Regions from separate parts of the Homo sapiens genome. Here region 1 is linked to region 2. A link is a loop called in an ENCODE intact Hi-C map of the cell type or tissue named here. Cell type or tissue: Caco-2. All regions are shown on one strand. Each heading gives the region's core, and the rest is flanking DNA. Links, peaks and the distances in the headings are about the cores only.

Evidence for each region. Peaks named below come from ENCODE experiments on the same cell type or tissue, not always from the same donor. Only the 100,000 strongest peaks of a DNase experiment are listed, where the experiment ranks them.
Region 1: a loop joins it to region 2, with 7 times the contacts of the local background. A loop is called at or near these places in 4 of 110 quality-filtered maps.

The regions. Positions count from the first base shown.
Region 1 is chr10:113,795,680-113,806,450 of GRCh38, forward strand. No RefSeq gene overlaps it. Among named protein-coding and RNA genes, the nearest start is that of MIR4483, 23 kb to the left of the region's middle. In Caco-2, for the core only: a CTCF peak has its summit at 4,087 (motif pointing right); a DNase peak (open chromatin) is centred at 4,122.
Region 2 is chr10:113,887,229-113,897,999 of GRCh38, forward strand. The region is part of intron 5 of NHLRC2 (NHL repeat containing 2); the gene reads left to right. Among named protein-coding and RNA genes, the nearest start is that of NHLRC2, 38 kb to the left of the region's middle. In Caco-2, for the core only: no CTCF peak of the experiment used is centred there; a DNase peak (open chromatin) is centred at 4,473.

The sequences.
Region 1 (10,771 bases), core at 2,035-7,034, 92 kb before region 2:
CAGCATTTCCCATATGTTAACTGATTTTCATTTCAGGTCTGGAAATAAAACCAAACTTAATCATTGTGGCAGGACTGAATAACAATATGTCTATGTGTTCAGCGCTTATGTCGTTCCTTTCCCAGAATAAAATTTGCCAAGAAAAATAGAAAGCTATGCTTAAAACGTAAGTTGCCTATTCCAACACAACTCTATAAGTATGCACTGAATACCCACTATGCACAAGACACCCTGAAGACATAAAGACACATTAAATATAACCCCTCTTTCTATTGCCATCTCTGGCATTGCAAACTGTCAAGGTGAGCACGTGGCTGCACATACAGGGGCTGAAGATTTGGTAAAAACAAAATCAACATCAAAACCAAATTCCCTTCCTTAATCCCAAATTGATGAAACCTGAAAATAGGAATAAGCTCTAAGTACTAAGTGCTCTTTAGCTTTGGTAAGTTGTCCACAATTTTAGTTTTGTCTACTTGCTAGCCAATTTGTATCAGTTTAAGAAAAGCCGTTCACTCAACAAATATTTCTAGGACCAATCACATTCCAAGTACTAATCAAGGCACCAGAACTGTAAGAGTTCGAGACCATCCTGGCCAACATGGTGAAACCCCATCTCTACTAAAAATACAAAAATTAGCCAGGCGTGGTGGCGCGTGCCTGTAGTCCCAGCTACTCAGGAGGCTGAGGCAGGAGAATCGCTTGAACCCGGGAGGCAGAGGCTGCAGTGAGCCGAGATCACACCACTGCACTCTGGCCTGGCGACAGAGCAAGACTCCATCTAAAAAACAAACAAACAACAACAAAACAGACCAAAGAAGTAAAAAAATTGCTGATCTCATGGAGCTTACATTTTGGTAAAATCATCAATTCCAGCATAAAAATTATAATAATAGATCTGTTTTCCACACAAAGTTCTTAGAAGCTATATATTTCCTGCCAATTATTTTAGGGACTTTTTAATGACTGACATCTGAATTGAAAATTAATAGTGAGGCCGCGTGCAGTGGCTCACGCCTATAATCCCAGCACTTTGGGAGGCCGAGGCAGGTGGATCACTTGAGCTCGAGACCAGCCTGGCCAACATGGCAAAACATCATCTCTACAAAAAATACAAAAATTAGCCAGGTGCGGTGGCATGCACCTATAGTCCTAGCTACCCTGGAGGCTGAGGCAGGAGACTTGCTTGAGCCCGGGAGGTGGAGGTTGCAATAAGCCAAGATTGTGCCATTGCACTCCAGCCTGAGCAATGGGAGGGAAACCCTGTCTCAAAAAAAGAAGAAAGAAAGAAAAGAAAGAAAAAGAAGAAAGAAAAGGAAGGGAGGGAGGGAGGGAAGAAGGAAGGAAGGAAGGAAAGAAAATTAATAGTGTACTTATGCTAAAATTAAGTATAATTATGCTATGGACTAAATACACATATTTTAAATTAATCATCTAAAATTTTTCAATAGATTTAACATACTGATAACATCAAAACCCTTTTGTGAATTTGCTGTTATTCCTAAAATCTTGGGTCTTGCTAGACTGGGTTTCTGCTGCCAGCATAATCTTGCCTTTCTCCTTTTTTGTCTGACAAATGTAATCTTTTGAATAACTTGTCTTTGTCCTGAGAAATAGCAGTCCCACATGAGTACCCTTGTAAAGCCTCCAAATATTTTTTTGCTTCATAATTTTGCTGTATTTCTGCAAGGCGGTTGGAATGGATCAGACATTTCCTAGTGACATCTTTTGGAATAAAGAGCTCTGGAATTTAACATTCAAATGACAGAGTGCACAGTTTGAAAAAGGCAAGAAATTGGTTTAAAATCTGCAGAGGTTTGCATTTATCAAGAGAACTAAAATGAGAGTATTGTCACTAATGAGTTCAACAGCGGGGTTCCCAAGGCAATGGAATATTGGTGACCACCAAAACATCTGAAGTTAGTCCCACCCTCCCCATTTACTCACTGTACAACACTGAATATGTTTTAAGTTCTCTATGTCTCACCTTGATTTTAAACCTGTCTGCCCTCCAAATAACGAAACTTCCCTTCCAAACAATTTGGTGATGTTTAAATCCAGTAAACTGGATTTCCGTGAGTAATCCTGTTTAGTTTTAAATAGTTTAAATAGGTATGACAATTCATTTTAGTGATAATATTTTGGTTGAGATTGACACTAATCTCAGGAATTTAAAACTAGCTGTTTACATTTCAGTATCGAAGGGCGCTGAAATGGTTTCCTTCCATGTACAAAATAATTTTAACAGAAATTTTAAAAATCACATTATCCCCCTAGGTCTGTTGTAAATAATCAGAATTAGAATCTTAATCTAATCAAGTATGGCTAAAAATACTCACCAAAGACATAGCCATTGTTCTAAACCTCTAATTTTAATTAATATTGAGAAATTCACCAGGACAATCATTTAATCTTCTAGATAAAATAAGGGTGAGAGATTGGGCTAGTGGGTTGTTTTCAAATTATTTCAAGATCACATCTCTCTAGTTTTGTAACTCATTTCTTCAGCCATGGAAATAATTACATGATATTTTTAGAACTTAAACCAAGTTGAAATCAGGCAATAAAACCGAAAACAACTGAATTTACTCTGCCTTTCTTTCATGTTGCCTTAATTTTTGTAAGGTTAGTATTTACTGGAAATCTTTTAAGTTCAGTGAAAATTTCAGATCCATCTTGTTCAAGAATTGCTTATGTTCTATTATATTATTTCCCCAAAAAGTTACCATTGGGGCTAACAGTGACAAGTCTCTCTCATCAGACTGAAAAATCACTCCTTAACAAGATTGTGAATTTTGTGTGGTGTTCCTAAAAGTTTTAAAGCTCAAAGTCTAAAAGCCAAAAGCTACTAAGAGGGTTTTTTGTTGTTGTTTGGTTGGTTTGTTGGTTAGTTGGTTTTGATTTTGGTTCTGTTTTTCCAGAAAGCTCACATAGTTAAGGAGAAAATGCCACAGCTTCGGTGTCCCTAGTTCCAGGTGGCTCAGCAAGTCAGAGGTACAGGCAATGATTAAAAAAAAACTGACATTCTCTACTGACAACATGGAAAGCATTCCAACAATTATGAGAATCTATTAGAATATGCACATCACATTTCCATTTGGGCTACTTGAGATTGGGGTTAGCTGGGGTCTAGGGGCGCTTCCTGACCCTCAGACCTACAGAATATCTCCTGGGAAAACAGGATTGATGCTTGCTTATTTTATTAGATATTCTTTGGATCATTTGTTAAATTCACTTCCAAGAATATCAAACCCTTATGTCCCACTCATTTGAAATATGTAAAAATACATAGGATCTGTACATAATGTATTGTGTGTGTATAAAGCTTATATTATTTTCTTCTGCAAATTTTCAGTTTTCCTCATGATTAGACAGAAATTCAATCTCAAATAAATTGCCTTTTCAATCTATCTGCTTACAAAGTAATCAAGCTTCTGATTTTTTAGTCTAACTTCAATGTGGAAAAGGGATGCAACATTTATAGGAACATTAATATAAAATACAAGCCTACTTCTTTCTGAATTATACCTTTTTCAGAACTCATTTTATTTTTAGTACTTGTTTATATCATAGCTTATAATATGAAATGTGGAAAAAATAATAAAGCTGATTTACTTTAGGGTGTATTCCTGTTTAATCATGAGGAAAATCCTGAAAGACTGCAAATAATTGATTTCAATTTTTTAATCCATAAAAAGCACATAGAGTTGGAGTGAGTTATATTAACAGTATAAAATGAGTTGGAGAACTCATCTAGATATGACCAAATTGAATGCAGATTTTCCTTGGTTACATTAACTTTCCCATTATCTGTACTAGTTAGACTTGATTGTTTAGGCCAGTGGGTCTCACTGGCTACATATTACGTATTAACTCTCTGGTGAACTTTTCAGAAAATACTGGTGATCGTTTCCAAATTAAATGAATCTGAATCTCTAGGGGTGGGACTTGGGCATTAATACTTTTGAAAATGTCCCATATGATTCTAATATGCAGCTGGAATTGAGAATCACTTAAGTTTTACAGAGAGTCTGACCCAAGGAACACGAATGATCTTGTGGCTTATGTTCTGGAAGATGCCACTGCAGATGTACTACCAGCAGATGGCAGAAGAGGGAAATTAAAAACAGGCCGGACGCTAGCCCTGATTAAGAAGCACACCGGACACCAAAAGGAATCTTTAAGGACTGAAGAATTTCTTAAAATTATTCTCAAGGATTGGTGTGGAGTTTTCTGGCTTTTCCTGAAATTCATACTTGGGTCTGATATTTGGGAAGTTCAATGCATGCAACCGAGGCAAGGTATGTGAAAGCCTGGAAAAGTATGGGGAAGAAAAATGTCACTGAATAAAGGATTTCTTCTTTCTTGAGGACTTTTTTGTTTTGAGATGTAATTTTCACTCTTGTCACCCAGGCTGGAGTGCAGTGGCATGATCTCAGCTCACTGCAACCTCTGCCTCCTGGGTTCAAGTGATTCTCCTGTCTCAGCCTCCCAAGCAGCTGGGATTACAGGCACCTGCCATCGCTCCCGGCTAATTTTTGTATTTTTAGTAGAGATGGGGTTTCACCATGTTGGCCAGGCTGGTCTTGAACTCCTGACCTCAGGTAATCCACCCATCTCAGCCTCCCAAAGTGCTGGGATTACAGGTGTAAGCCACTGTGCCCAGCCCTCTCGAGGACTTCTTTACCTCCAAAGAATGCAAAGTTATTAGGAGAAATATATCTATTTATCTATTCTTATAGTATGCATAAAATATAGATATTTATATAGATATAGATATGGTGATATATATAGATATATATGATGTTTATGTAGAGATATATGGAGATTTTTTGATATATGTATATATTATAGAATTATTAAATCAAATAATTGATGTATCCATCACCTCACATACCTAGCATTTTTGTGATGAGAACATTTAAAGTCTACTCCCGTAGCAGTTTTCAAGTATACTATCTATATATTGTTATTGATTATAGTCACCATGCTGTATAATAGATTTCCAGAACTTATTCCTCCTAACTGAAGCTTTGTACTCCTTAACCAGCATCTCTATCTGTGTTTATGTCTGCATTTATCTGTGTTTAAAATCATCAGCACTTTGGAAAGAATCACGGAATTTTAAGTTAAAGGTAGAGGACTCTTGATGCCATGAAAATGTGATCTTGAGCAGATTAATCTCCATAAATCTCAGTTTTTTCCTTTGTAAACTAGGGTTTAGATGAGAAAATAATGGAAATGCAAACGACTTTTATAATGTTCAAGTGCACCAGTGTTAATTATTTTCTTTTTCTTTTTTCTTTTTTTTTTGAGATGGAGTCTTGCTCTGTTGCCCAGGCTAGAGTGCAGTGGCGAGATCTCGGCTCACTACAACCTCCACCTCCTGGGTTCAGGTTCTGCCTTAGCCTCCCAAGTAGCTGGGATTACAGGCACCTGCCACCATGCCCGGCTAATTTTTGTATTTTTAGTAAAGACAGGGTTTCACCATTTTGGGCAGGCTGGTCTTGAACTCCTGACCTCATGATCCATCCACCTTGGCCTCCCAAAGTGCTAAGATTACAGGCGAGAGCCACTGCGCCTGGCCTATTTTCTTTAATTCAAGTTGGCTTTCAGGTACACTGGAATTTCAGGGGAAATCCCCTAACAATAATTTTTTTGAGGGTCTTCCATGTGGAGAGGCCTAAACTAAGGGCTGTTATTTAATGGGAACCCTGGTGCATTATCAAGTGTGGCTAAGAACACTCACCCAAAACGTAGCTATTGTTCCAAATACCTGTGCATGCCCTGACTTTTTCTTGGTGTTTCAAGAACTAGCTAATAGGAGTTAAGGTTCAATTAAAGTTACTTAAATGTGACTAAAATAGGACATTAACTTTTCAGCAACTGGAAAGAAGACTGCTGCATTTCCGAGTGCTGGCTTCTGGAGAGCAGCCGAGTTTTAAAATGTTTATATCCCCATGTCCGCCTGCCCCAAAGGCTTAATAAAGATTCTGGTTGGAATTAAATTTACAATATGGTGACTGGACATTTCATTCCAATAAAATCCCCTTAGAGTATTGTATTTCATCCATGTAAATATCTACAATTTGCAAACATCTGTCCCTACGCTAACAAATTGCAAAAGAGTTGATGATATTTGGCCTCCCAAGAGCTCACAGACTTGTTTACGAATTGCATTCAGTATTATTTTCCAGTGCTGCAGTCAAAATTGTGAGTCTCAGCCATCAACGGCCTGGGCATTCCATGACACATAGCCTCATACTGATAACACTGTGTGGTGCCTTCACTCCCCAACTGCACTCTAGTTACTGAGGAGCAGGTACCAAGACTCTGTCTCACTCATAGCAGGCACTCGAAGCTTCTCTATAATACATGGCGTGCTGGGATTGGACAGAGTATGGGAGGCCATCCAATCTAACGTTCTCATCTACAGAATGAGGTTTAAGGACCCCAGGAAGTTGAAAGACTTGCCCAAGTTGACTCAGTTAGTAGCAAAATAAGAACTTGAACCTAGGACTCCTAACTTCTAGATCTGTTGTTTGAATCAATAGGGAGCACTGAGAAGCTCGAAGATGATCTGGTGATTTCAAAGGCTGCTGTTGAAAAGGAGTAAAGGATGTGGAGTCCTTCTTCTTCCCCTCCTGGTTCTCTGCAGGCCCCCTATGATGGAAGAACACTAAGCTACACGTCTGAGTAGAACAAACAAAAGCAGAGTAGCAGCATTTGGGAAGAGACAAGGATATGGGGAGAAAGTGGGAGACTTCTTCTAACCCAGCCTGCTTCTAGGAACTTTCTTAGCTGGTCCAAACCTGGTTCTGGAAAGAAAAGAACAAACTGGTTTACCAAAGCTCTGAGTAAGGGCTATCAGGACAGCTGCACAGGTTGGTCTGGGTTTGGCTAAGTGAGATGACTGGGGCAAGGCTTTGTAAGTAATAAAGCAGTAGATGAGCAAGAGGAAGATTAATGTCAGTCATTTATTTTAATCCAAAAAAGGCTTGGCTTTCATTGTACTGTTGGAATTTGGAGTCAGAACAAAACAGTACCAAGAATGTTACAGAATCCAATCAATCTTGGCTTTTAAAATGCAGAATGGCTTCACTGCTATTTTTCTTTTTCTCTTTCTCTGTCTCTCTTTATCTTTCTTTTCTCTTTCTTTCTTTCTTTGAGACAGGGTCCCACTCTGTCATGAAGGCTGGAATGGAGTGGTGTGATCACAGCTCACCGCAGCCTTGATCTTCCCAGCTCAAGAGATCCTCCTGCCTTAGCTTCCCCAGTAGCTGGGACTACAGGCACATGCCACCACGCCCAGCTAATTTTTGTATTTTCTTTTTTTTTTTTTAGAAATGGGATCTTACTATGTTGCCCAGTTGGTCTCAAACTCCTGGGTTCAAGCAATCCTTCCACCTCGGCCTCCCAAAGTGTTAGGATTACAGGCATGAGCCACCACATGTGGCCTACACTGTTATTTCCATCACGAGAGAGACCCAGCTTGCTATCAGTGAAGTTCCCTTGCTACTTCCTCATTCCACGGTACATAGGAAGTATGTATCTCTTATTGGATTCACGTCCACACATGGTTAATCTTTCAAAGGCTGACAAAACACACAAACAGAAGAACAGCTTTGCAAGTAGTTCTTGTTTAATGTAATCATTTGGGGCATTCTGGCACTGGGAAGTTTACAAAGTTAAATATCAATTTCAGTTCTGTTGCTTGATTCATGACAAGAAATCTCTGAGGTAGTAAAGACAGGAAAACAACACTGGGGTTGTAATTCATGTCTCCCTAGCACAAGACCTAGCATGGATATGCTGGCACAACGCCTGGCAAAAAGACAATTAGAGGAACAGCTAACCTGAGTGTGTTACTGAGGGTCTAAACTGAAGGCTGTGCTTATCCCCAATCATGGGGCTCAGGAGCCAGAATTTAATCATGCAAAAAGCCAAATATCAGATATGGATAGAGTGACCACGTAAAGTTAAAATGCAAGTTAGCTCAGGCACATGGATTTAGTGCCTAAAACAAAATAAATCCAGGCCTGAAGAACTGAGAACTCAGCCAAAGACTGGGGAAAGATGGATGATTCTTCTTTGAATAGAAAAACTGCAAATACTAATGACCTCCCAGGCATTTGTGCTAGAATTAGTCTTAAATTTCTATAAGTAATTCAGAATTGAGATCTCCAAGTTTGCACATCACGATACGTTTTCTAGAGAAGCAGAATGTCAAGCTACTAAGAATAAATGGCAAAACAGCTCACTAAGTTCTGAGAGCGGCCAGAATAGAAGTAGAAAATTTCAAGGTAAGCAAGAGAACAAGGAAATCACACTTAAATAATTATGGGATTCAGCAATCCCTGTGAGTTATCCTTATGGAGTTTCCTGTGAGCTCAAAGTACTGGAACTAAAAACAAACGCCAACTAAATGTAAAGCATCCTCAGAAAGGGATATGCAAGCTAAACTCTGTAAATTACAGTGTATCTAGAATCTTTGAAACAATTTCAATTGCCACATTCCAAGGCTCATTGGAGAGGAGTCAGAATGCCTCTGAAGGGTCTGAATGGAATTGGGAGCGCGGGCTGCCATATCAAGATTCCTCAGGATGAAAGCTTGGAGGGGCCTTCAACATGACATTCTGTAAAGTGGGAGCATGACTAGGGAAGGTCAGAGCAAACATTCCAGGGTGCTGATTGCACCTGCTCTGTGCTAAACACCTAGCACACATGAATCTTCTCACTTATAATGTAGTGGCTCCATGGAGTGAAGACTAATTAGTAGCTTATTTTATAGAAGGAACTAAGGTGTAGAGGAGTTAAATAACCTTCTACTAAGGGGTAAGAATTCCAACCAAGGCTGTTTGACTCCCAAGCCACTGATGACACTAAACTGCTTTTCTTTAGTGTTTTTATAAAATGTTGATTTCCTTTCTTCCAGGAGTCCAAACCAGCCATTAGTAATCAGTGGCTCCTTTTTGATTTGTGCTTGGGTAATTGCACTCCTTCTGCATCCCCTCCTCCTATCCTCAACAATTTCTCTTCAAAAGGTACAAAAGGGGTTGCTCTCCCTTCTTCTTGCAATGCTCCCGAGAAAGAGAAGACACTGAGACACTGAGATTGGGTAGAGACACAGTAGAGCACTAGTGATATTTTGAAAGTGTAATTTGAAAGAAGTGAATTTAGGATAAACAAATTTCTGAATTTCTAAAAAAAAAAAAAAAAATCGAGAAACTCCTCATTCCATGGGGAGGTGCAGGTTGAAAACAGATGAGTTTAAGAAAGTTTTAAATAAGTTTTTGAGTCAATGATATATCCAAATGGCTTATTCGAGGACATGGGGAATGTCAGAGGGACATCTCTAATCCTTTGGAAATGTATAGTGTTGAAATTGAAATCACATCCCTCAGTGTTACCATCAAAGGTCATTTTTACACTGCATGAATTTAGAGGCTAGCCTAGTTGGAAAATTTTTACTTAGCTTTCTTTAGGATCCTGAGCATCAACAATTTTGGGCAGAGAGTATATAAAAAAACAAACAAACATGTAGTTAACCACTCCGAAATTCTGTAGCTATTTTATGACAACATTTTCCGTTGTTTCCATTCATTGGAGTCATATTTTCCTCCTCATGCATTTCTTTTGATAATGTTTTACAGACATTGCTGATTGACATTTATTATCTGAATGTCTCCTTCCCAGACTGAAGTATGATCTTCGTTAGCCATAAGCAGTCAGCAAGCATCTCCTATGACTTGGGGTCCTGGGCTAGTTGCTGGCTACCTTTTCAGTTATTCCCAAAGTGTGGTCATTGCTTTAAGAATTCATTTATTTCAAAATAATACAAGGTCTACTCAATTAGTAGCAACAAAGAGTCAACCAACCCTAAAAATCAAGATAACAACAAAATAGGGACTATTACATTTTCCTCTTATTCTTTTTATTTTATTTTGAGACAGGGTCTTGCTCTGTCACCCAGGCTGGAGTGTGATGGCACAACCTAAGCTCACCGCAACCTCTGCCTCCCAGGTTCAAGCAATTCTCCCACCTCAACCTCCTGAGTAGCTGGGATTACAGGCATGTGCCACCATGCCCAGTTAATTTTTACATTTTTATAGAAACAGGTTTTCACCATGTTGGCCAGGCTGGACTTGAACTCCTGGGTTCAAGTGATCCACACATCTCGGCCTCCCAAAGTGCTGGGATTACAGGCGTGAGCCACTGCACTGGCCTTATTCTATTTTTCTTTATTGCAAATTTTGAGAAACAAGTTTGTATCTGGAATATGTGGATCAGGTTACTCCCAGTGTATTCTGTTAGCACTCTATCACCCTTAGCATAAAACTCAACTTCTTTGCTATAGTCAGCCAGGTCCTGTACAATAACATCGCTTCCAGCATCGTCACTGTCTCCAGAGCGCCCACACTCCACCCATACTGGTTTCCGTTTGTACCTCAAATGCTTCAAGCTTTTTTCCCCCACAGCAAGCTGTTTGTACATGCTGTTCCCTCTTCCTTTCCAGCTTTTTCTTCCTCTGCCTTTGCCAGCTAGATCTTTCTCATTTATTGCCTCTTTAGAAAAACCAAAATGCAAAACAAAAATACATGTATGGGGCCAAGAGGTGAGCACTATTTCCCAAAACTTATTAGGATTGAGTAATAATGGAAAACAGTTTAGCAACATAAACCTTTATAAATAAAAAGCAGAGAGCTGTCTTAAGTTTTTAATCATTCATCTCAATTATTTATTTAAAACAGCTTATTTTTGATAAACTGCA
Region 2 (10,771 bases), core at 2,495-7,494:
AAAAAGAGAACCTTTGTACACTGTTGGGATTGTAAATTAATACAGACATTTTGGAAAATAGTATGGAGGTGGCTGAAAAAACTAAAAATAGAATATTTATATGATCCATCAGTCTGACTTAACAAAGGCATTTAAATTGCTGTGTCATAGAGATATTTGCACTCCCATATTTATTTCAGCAGTATTCACAATTGCTAAGATATGGAGGCAACCCAAGTGTCCATCAGTGGATGAATGGTTAAAGAAAATGTATATCTAAGGCTGGGCATGGTGGCTCATGCCTGTAATCCCAGCACTTTGGGAGGCTGAGGCGGCCAGATCACCTGAGGTCAGGAGTTCAAGACCAGCCTCGCCAACGTGGTGAAGCCCCGTCTATACAAGAATACAAAAATTAGCTGGGCGTGATAGTAGATGCCTGTAAAAATCCTAGCTACTTGGGAGGCTGAGGTGGGAGAATCACTTGAACCCGGGAGGCGGAGGTTGCAGTGAGCCAAGATCATGCCACTGCACTGCAGCCTGGGCAACAGAGCAAGACTCTGTCTCTAAAAAAACAAAAAGAAAATGTATATCTATACACTGGAATACTATACAGCTTTAAATACTGTCATTCATGACAACATGGATGGAAGCAGAGGACATTATGCTAAGTGAAATAAGCCAAACACAGACAGACAGATACTGTATGATCTTACTTGTGGAATCTAAAAATGTCAATCTTAGGCCGGGCATGATGGCTCATGCCTATAATCCCAGCACTTTGGGAGGCTAAGGTGAGAGGATTTCTTAAGGCCAGGAGTTTGAGACCAGTCTGGTCAACATAGCAAGACACTATTTCTACAAAAGAAATTTTAAAATAAAAAGTAAATTTAAAAAAATTGTAAGAAAATCTCAGAAAAAGAACGTAGGAAGGTGGTTGCTAGAGGCTAGGAATAAGGGAAGGTATGGGGAAAGGGAAGAGGTTGATCAAAGGGTACAAAGTTTCAATTGGAGGAATAAGTTTTAGAGATAATTGTGCACTGCATGGTGACTGACTTGTAGTTATTAATGTGTATTTCACAGCTGCTAAAAGAATAAATATTTAACATTTGCACCACACAGAAAAAAATGTTGGTATATTCATAGATATATTATTTAGCTTGATTGAATCTTTCTACAGTATACACATAGATCAAAACATGACATTGTACCCCACGAATGTACACAATTATTATTGGTCAATTAAAAATTTGAAAAAGATGTAGGAAAGGGACTAGAAATATCTCATTATTTTAAATCTACATGTAGTATGTAAATGCATGTGTTTATGTATTTTAAATGGTATCTGAATATTTAACCTGACTATGCCGTATAGTTATAAAAATAATTAATATAAAGTGACTTTTACAAAATTACATTTTATCTGTGTTCATTTTTTAATTGTCATTCTTAATGTGGTCAGAACATCATGCACCAAAAATAATTACTACAGTAAGTTCATTTTTTCAGCAGATACATTGTAATGTTTCTAAAATGTGTATCAGGTCTGTGTTGACTCCATTTGTACCAGACAACAACCTGAAAGACGTTTAGCATAAAGGTTGAAACTCCTATCAGTATCTTTTTTTTTTTTTTTTTTTGAGACTGAGGCTCGCCATATCACCTAGGCTGGAGTGCAGTGACGTGATCTCGGCTCACTGCAACCTCTGCCTGTCGGGTTCAAGCAATTCTCCTGCCTCAGCCTCCCAAGTAGCTGAGATTACAGGTGTGCACCACCATGCCTGGCTAATTTTTGTATTTTTAGTAGAGATGGGGTTTCACCATGTTGGCCAGGCTGTTCTCTAACTCCTGACCTCTAGTGATTTGCCCGCCTTGGCCTCCCAAAGTGCTGGGATTACAGGTATGAGCCACTGCGCCCAGCCAAAACCCCTATCAGTATCTAAGTACTTTAAGACTTTACCTGATTTTGAGTCATTTATAGAAAGGATAACGTGCCAGAATCCCATTAACCTTTCTTGGCCCTTTAATCAACATTTTCCCTAGATAGAAGTTTAGCCATTCTTCTACAACCTTTAATGGTTGAAATCCAACTATTTAGTATGCTAGTCTGATAATCTACAGTGTTCGTATTTATGTGCTTCAATAAATGCTTCTCTGACTCGCATTATTAATATGATATAAAATACCATGAAAATATTTTTGCTTTAAAAAAATCAGATGACACGGAGTTTTGAAGGAATAAATTTGATGCAGTATGACTAGTACATTTTTATTTTGTTAAAATAAGTTATATCTTTATGTCTAAAATTTGAGAGAAGATTCTTATACTGCCTTATCACATTGACTTGGTGTTGATTTTTTTTAGGTTAATTAGGTATAATTTATATACAGTAAAATTTACCCTTATTAGGTATATAATTCTATGAAATTTGACAAAGAAGTGCAGTCTTGTAACTTTTACCACAGTCAAGATACAGAATATTTTCATCCCAAAAAGTTATTTCATAGCCTGTTGTTGAGTCTCCCCCCGCCATCACCACACTCACTGCAGCAACTGGCAGCAGTGATCTCTTTCCTGTTCTCTGTCATCTTTCATGTCTGGCTTCTTCCATTTAGCATAATGTTTTTGAGATTCATCCCTGTGGTTCCATGTATCAGTAATTTGTTCTCTTTTATCACTGAGTAGTAGTTCGTTGTATGGCTCTACCACAGTTTGTTTATTCATTCACCAGTTAATAGACATTTGAAGGTATTTCTAGTTTTCAGTGGCTATAGAAAACCTCCATAAACGTTTGTGCACAGTTTTTGTTTTGTGGTAATATGCATTCACTTCTCTTGGGCAAATGCCTAAGAATGAGATTACTGGGTCATATGGTAAGTGAATGTGTACAAGAAACTGCCAGACTGTTTTCCACAGTGGCTGTTTTCTTAAAGTCCCAAATGTCTGTTGGGAGTCATTGCTTCTGCCTGAAGAACTTCTTATGACACAGGTCTGCTGGCAGTGATTTTTCTTGCCTTTATTCTGGTCTGAAAAAGTATCTAGCTTTCATTTTTGAAAGTTATTTTTATTGCGTATGTGAATCTGGATTAACATTTTTTTCTTTTACTATTTTAAAGATATTACTCCATTGTCTTTTGACTTACATAGTTTTCCACAAGACACCTGTTTTAATATTATCTCTTGTTCTTTATATGTAAAGTGTATTTTTTTCTCTGGTTGCTTTCAAGATTTTATCTTTGGTTTTCAGCAGTTTGATATATCTAAGAATTATCCTGCTTGGAGTTCTTGAATCTGTGGTTTGATGTTCATTATTGTCAAGAAATTCTCACTCATTATCTCTTCAGATATTTTTTTCTGCCCCTTTCTGTCTTTCTCTTTCTGGGACTTCAGTTACTCATGTTAGATTTCTTCTTAATATTATATTCAATAACTCTTGCATATTGTGTTCTTTTTATTCATTCTTCTTATTTTTTCTTTTTGTACTAGTAATTTCTACCAATTTATCTTCAGTCATTAATTCTTTCTTCAGCTGTGTCTAGTCAACTGATGAGCCTGTTGTATTAGTCCATTCTCATACTGCTATAAAGATACTACCTGAGACTAGGTAGTTTATAAAGAAAGGAGGTTTAATTAACTCACAGTTCCACATGGCTGGGGAGGCCTCAGGAAACTTGAAATCACAGCAGAAGATGAGGAGGAAACAAGGCACATCTTACTTAGCAGGCAGCCAAGAGAGAGTACCAAGGGGGAAGTGCCAGACAGTTACTAAGCAACCAGATCTCGTAAGAACTCATTCACTATCATGAGAACAGCAAGAGGGAAACTACCCCCATGATCCAATCACTTTCCACCAGGTCCCTCCCTCGACTTGTGGGGATTACAATTCAGATTACAATTCGAGATGAGATTTGGGTGGGAACACGGCCAAACCATATCATTTGTAGAAGGAATTTTTCATCTCTAATATTATGCCTTTTTAATATAGCATTTGTATTTCTTACAGATTCATCTCTGCTGAAATTCCTTATCTATTTAGGTGTGTTGACCACCTTTTTCTCTAGGTTCTTTAACATACTATGCATAGTTATTTCAAAGTCTGTATTAGATAGTTCCAAATCTGGGGACTATCCTCGAGTCTGTTTCTGATCATTCCTTTGTTACTCGGAAGCGGGTAATGTTTTTGCTTTTATGTGTGTCTTCTCATTATTTATTATATGTCAGTCATCTTGTATAAAACAATAGAGGCTGAGATAAATAGTACTTATGTTATAATTATGAAAGATTGAGTCAATTTGGTCAGGAGCTGAGCTGGGCCTTGGTTTTATTATTGCTATGTCAATGCACCACATGTTTTAAATTCCTCTAGCTGGGCAGTTGTTGCCTTCTGATTTTGCCTCAGTACATGGGCCTAGATTAGCTGGAGGGTTTTCTTAGTGTTAGTGCTCTACCCTCAGCTTTCAGTCGTCCCTGTACAATGAAGCCACATGGTGGTTCCCTCTCTCCACTCTTGCAGCCGTCCCAGGGATAGACTGCTACTCGTTGTTATTCTGCCCCAGGCTTGTGTTGTGTATGGGGATGTTCTCTGTTGTTCAGCCTCAGCCTTGGGAAGGCCCTGAGTGCCTAGGCCTTGAGGAAAGGATGTGGGGAGCTTTTTCATTGTTGCTGTTCCTCTCTCTGGCAGCCAGAATCTGTCTTGTGTCTGTGATTGGTTTGGGGAGCCTCCTGTTTCTCCCCTAGCAGAATGAGAACTCTGCTTGGTGTCAGTAGAGCATTTTTTCATCTACCTTTTCCACAGCTGTAAATGGTATTTTCCTGTGCTCTGTGGAAAGTGACAGGCTTTGCTGCCCTTCCCTAGTGGCTTAAGACTTTGATTCATAAGAGGTTTAGAGACTTTGTAGAAACAAATCTGTGTAGAAGCACTGATGGAGAATTTCACGGATGCTCTTAGGAGGGTTCTAGTCATAGGTACTTAAAATGACAGAATTTTTTTAAAGCTGGATTTCAGGTAATTTTCATGTTGATATTTCTTTTGTTGATTTTATTTGTTTTCTAAAAATATGTCTAATCTCTACTGATAATTATGAGTGAGTTTTGCCTTTAAAAATATTTTCAGAACCTTTTCAGCCTCTGTCATTGTCGTTTTAAAAAATTTTTAATTTGTGATTGTTGAAAGTCAGTAATATTAAGTGCACTCTTTTTTGTAATTTTACCTTCTATTTGAGATTGGGAGGTATGTATGAGGTTTGTTGTGTAGGTGTAAGTATACTCTTAATTTAAAATGGAAATGTTCATGATTACCACATTCTTTTTAGAGGGAACAAATCTAATACCCATACTCAGTGATGGAACTGTGTGCTTTGGAGGCCACACTCCAGGATGAACAGTTGTAAATTGTTAATATGACTCTTGTTACTTTGATAGACATTATAAATGCCAGCCCTCTTTTTTTTTTTTTAACTTTCATTTTGTTTACAAAAACAAACTCTTCAGTGCTCAGGGTAAAAATTTCTGGAGAAGTGGTCTAGCACGGTGGCTGTGAGCAAGGACTCTGGAGCCAGACCAGCTAGGTTTGCAGCTCCACATCTTAGTAGTTGTGTGACTTTGGACAAGTTTCATAGCCTCTTTATACCTCAACTTCCCCATCTAAATTGATGATACAAATAGTGCCTACCTGAAAGGCTTACCATGAGGATAAGAATTAATATATGTAAAGCACTTAGAACAGTGTCTGGTGCATAGAAAGCATAATATAATATACATGTTTGCTATTATCACTGTTTTCTATAAGATAAGAATTTTGTCATAAAGTGTCATGAACAGATGCTGATGATCTGAACCAAACCAAAAATGGGAAGGCAAGGGACTAGAAAATAACTTTAAAGACATTATCCAACCATAGACCATTCCCAGGGGTACAGGGAGAGAAAGGCAGAGGGGTAAACCTCACTATGCATCCCGGAGTAGGAGGCTGTGGGTACATTTAATCAGATCCCTGTTTCTGATCACAGACAGAAATGCACTTGAGTACTTGTTACCAGAGCTAAGTCTGCATGGGTCAGAGGCAGAAGGAGGGTGAAAAACGGGCAAGTAGAGAACTGAACCAAATAGTTCCTTCATTCTCATCAGAACACTCATAATCTAGAGTCAGATTCACTAATGAAGTCGTTTTCCAAGTTTAGCTGGGTGAATTTCAGCAAATTATTTAGCCTCTTTGAAGCTGGCTTTTTATAAAATGAAGATGATGATAATAAGACTTGTTAAGGTTGTTAAATTGAAGGAAATAATCCACGTAAAATTATTAGCTCGGTGCCATCAACACAGAAAGTGACCTGGGTGATGATTATCATTATCCTCATAAGTTGGTATGTAGAATTCCAAACACCTGAACCCTGACCTGACACTGCTGCTGCTTCTCTACTTTTTCTCTTTCCTCGGGCATCTGAAGGAAATAAGTACACAGAGACCAAAACTAAACCAATGCCCATACTTTATCTATCACTGGGAAGCTTTTGCCTTATTATAGTAAGCCCCAGCTGAGCTAGACCGACCTGTTTGGAGAACTAGATAACAAAGTTAAATTTGATCTTTCACTCAGCTATGCACCAACATAGCTCTCCTTTGCCAAGACAGAGGCTCTAAAAGCAAGCTAAGAAAAGCAAATGTTTTTGTTCCTAAAGCTTAGAGCTAAATTTGCCTAACTCACCCTTATGAGATTTTCTTAGAGTGGGACATTGATGTGAAAGAGAAAGAAAAATGCAGTTTTCAAGGTGGGAACAGGATGACAAACCAGTTCAGAAGGAATTCTTGCAGTAATCCCTGATAGTGGCTTAGGTCAAGGTGGAGGTGGTGAGAAGTGGTCAGATTTTGAATATATTTTGAATAAGGAGCCTACATAATTTGCTGATGGATCATGTGTGACATGTGAGAAAAAGGAGGAATTAAAGATGACTCCAAGGCTTATGACCTGAGAAGCTAAAAGGATGGAGTCCTTTTATTTTCATTTACTTGGTCAACCTTCCAGTCTTGTTACCCATAAGGTCCTAACATTGGCTGGAGCTGACTTTTCAATCAAGATAAGTTGTATAAAAATATCTGTCTATATTTCTCTCAATAATGATTCTTAGTGTAGAAGGCTTATAAATCTTTTTTACCCTTAGGTGTTTGATGTTTTTGAATGTCGTTATAAATTTTCTTGTATATTTGCTGCTGTAAACCGATAAAAGAATTTATCCTTGCTTATTGACCCTGTACCCAACAACATTGCTAAATTCCTGTATAAAATTGTGAAGATTTTGTGTGCATAGTTATGTCATCTGCTAATAACTACAGTTTTATTTCTAATCTTTTTGTGCTTTGCTTCTTTTTCCTTCTTTGTTGCACAAACTAGGACCTCCATAAGGTGTTAAATAGAAGTGTTGATAGTAGGTATCTTTGTCTCATTTTTATTCTCGGGGATGTTTGTAGGATTTTGTTCTTAAGTAGGATGTTTGCTGTGACTTTCTTAAAAATGTTCTTTATAAGATTAAATAAATTGCCTTCTGATCCTAGTTTGCTGAGTTTTTATCATGAATGGAAGCTTGTTGGAGATGTTGAAAGGCTTTATTGTTATGTGTGGCTTTGGAGTTCTCAGCCCTATCAGATCCCAGATCCCCTTCCTATAATACATTTTATGAAAAGCCTCCTTTACCATACCTAAAGTGAAATTCATAGGTAGTATAATCCACCTGTGCTATATATTGATATATACATAATATAAATATAGAGAAGAAATAAGCATAATTTATAATAAAATAGTGTAGTCATTATGTAAGTGATCTGGCATGACTATATTATCATATGATATATTACCCATCAAATATCCACAGCATTTTTTAGGGTGGGCTGCCACTCCCATTCAGCATCATTGTTTGAGAGGATAATAGTACAGGTTCACATCTATAGCAGACTTCTGGGATTAGAGATGAATCATTAGTACTATTAGGAAATACCAACCATCATTAGGATAGCTTTAGGGCTTTTTTTCTTTTTTTGTGGTTTCTAGGGGAAAGTTTACTCATTCAACAAATACCTACTGAGCATTTGGCATGTGCCAGGCACTATTCTATGTGCTGCTAATAAAACTGTGAATAAAACAAAGCTGCTGGCCTCTTAGACCTTATGCTCAGTAGAGGAGAAAGGCAGTAAATTAATAAATATGTAACATGTAAGATAGTGATAAATTCTACAGTGAAAAATAGGCAAGGTAAGGAGCTAAGAATGATGGGTGTGTGGTATTAGATAAGGGGAGTAGGGAAGAAGCTTGAGCAGAGATCTGAATGTTCATATCTGGATGTAAGCTTTCTAGGATGAGAAAGGAGGGAGCACACTAAGGTATAGAAGTTGAAAGACAGCAAATTATTTAGCACCTAACATGATGCCTGGCACCATGTTAGGTGCTTTGCTTACACTGTTTTATTCCTTCCAGTAATCTTATGTAGAGAGTGATGATGTGCTCATTTTACAGATGAGGAAATGGAGGCACACACATTAGAAAGTGATGTAGCTACTACAATTCAAATCCAGACCCACCTGGTTCCAAAGCTAAGGAATTGGTGAAGGAATGCTTTCAGGAGCCCTCTTCTTTTAGTGGTCTATCACATTACCATAGGAGTAATTACATTTCATTGAGAAAAATGGGAGAACTGGGTAGAGGACTTGAAAACATAATCATTTACATTTTTTCATGTAGCATTTTAAAAATATTTGAACCTCCACAATGAGATACCATCTCACACCAGTTAGAATGGCGATCATTAAAAAGTCAGGAAACAGCAGGTGCTGGAGAGGATGTGGAGAAATAGGAACACTTTTACACTGTTGGTGGGACTGTAAACTAGTTCAACCATTGTGGAAGTCAGTGTGGCGATTCCTCAGGGATCTAGAACTAGAAATACCATTTGACCCAGCAATCCTATTACTGGGTATATACCCAAAGGACTATAAATCATGCTACTATAAAGACACATGCACGTGTATGTTTATTGCGGCATTATTCACAATAGCAAAGACTTGGAACCAACTCAAATGTCCAACAATGATAGACTGGATTAAGAAAATGTGGCACATATACACCATGGAATACTATGCAGCCATAAAAAAGGATGAGTTCATGTCCTTTGTAGGGACATGGATGAAATTGGAAATCATCATTCTCAGTAAACTATGGCAAGAACAAAAAACCAAACACCGCATATTCTCACTCATAGGTGGGAATTGAACAATGAGAACACATGGACACAGGAAGGGGAACATAACACTCTGGGGACTGTTGTGGGGTGGGGGGAGGGGGGAGGGATAGCATTGGGAGATATACCAAATGCTAGATGATGAGTTAGTGGGTGCAGCGCACCAGCATGGCACATGTATACAAATGTAACTAACCTGCACGTTGTGCACATGTACCCTAAAACTTAAAGTGTAATAATAATAAATAAATAAATAAAAGAAAAAAAAGTATTTGAACTGGCTGGGCATGGTGGCTCATGAGCGCCTGTAATCCTAGCACTTTGGGAGGCTGAGGTGGGCAGATCACGAGGTTAGGAGATCGAGACCATCCTGGCTAACACAGTGAAACCCCGTCTCTACTAAAAATACAAAAAATTAGCCGGGCATGGTGGCGGGTGCCTGTAGTCCCAGCTACTCGGGAGGCTGAGGCAGGAGAATGGCATGAACCTGGGAGGCGGAGCTTGCAGTGAGCCGAGATTGCTCCACTGCACTCCAGCCTGGGGGACGGAGTGAGACTCCGCCTCAAAAAAAAAAAAAAAAATTTTGAACCAATAAATGCTTTGAAATATTGTGAATGGAAAACATTCCAAATTAAGTTAGAATGAATAAGATTATTCATTTTCGTGGGCTTTCCATGTTTTTATTTCTCTTACCTACTGAAGTTTTTGTTTTGCTTGGTCATTTCCATAGTTGATAATATCATTGACTATGCAGGAACATAAAAGTCATTTTCATTGTTTAATACTAAAAGTTTATTATCTTAGATTTATGGTAGATTTAACAGAAATAAGCAATTCTAAACTGAGTGCTTTCTTAGGTACCAAATATGATCTGTTGGTAATACATGCATTATTAATACTCACTGTAAAATTAATGAACTTCTTAAGTGGAAGAGGTTGTATTATACTTTTTACCCTCTATGGTGTCTATTGAAGGGCTGTTCAGTTTGTAAATGTATTTATGTTTTCCTAGTACAAATATGTAAAATTAAGGTCCAGATTCACTAAATGATCATGGCTAACATTTGAGTGATATTGCCTCCAAGCATTACTCTAAGTGCATCGTGTGCTTTGAGCCTTTTATTTGGATGCCAGTATATGTAACATAACAGAATATTTTATGAGCTTAGGTTTCCTGTTCATTTTCGTAGTCCCGGGTTGTGGCTCTAGAATAACTGAAACATTGTGGTATGCTAAAAATTAATTGTGGAAAGCTTTTGATGTAGTTTTAAGGTGATTAAGCAGAGACAGTCCCCAGAATATATGTGTGCCAGTGTCACTTTTAATAGTTTATGTCATGTAAAATAAGAAATCAGATGTTTAAAACATTGTTAATGCTCGTTGTAAAATTAACAAACTGCTGAGGCAGAGTTCAGATGCAGAGATGCAGAGGACTTACTGCTGGTAAGAATACTTTGGATTCCTGTGAAATTGTTGTGGGTAAAATTACAAGTCTAACAAAGTAAACCTTTCACAAGAAAACAAAATTTTCAAAGATAACTTGAAACATTGCAGATATTTTTATTTATCA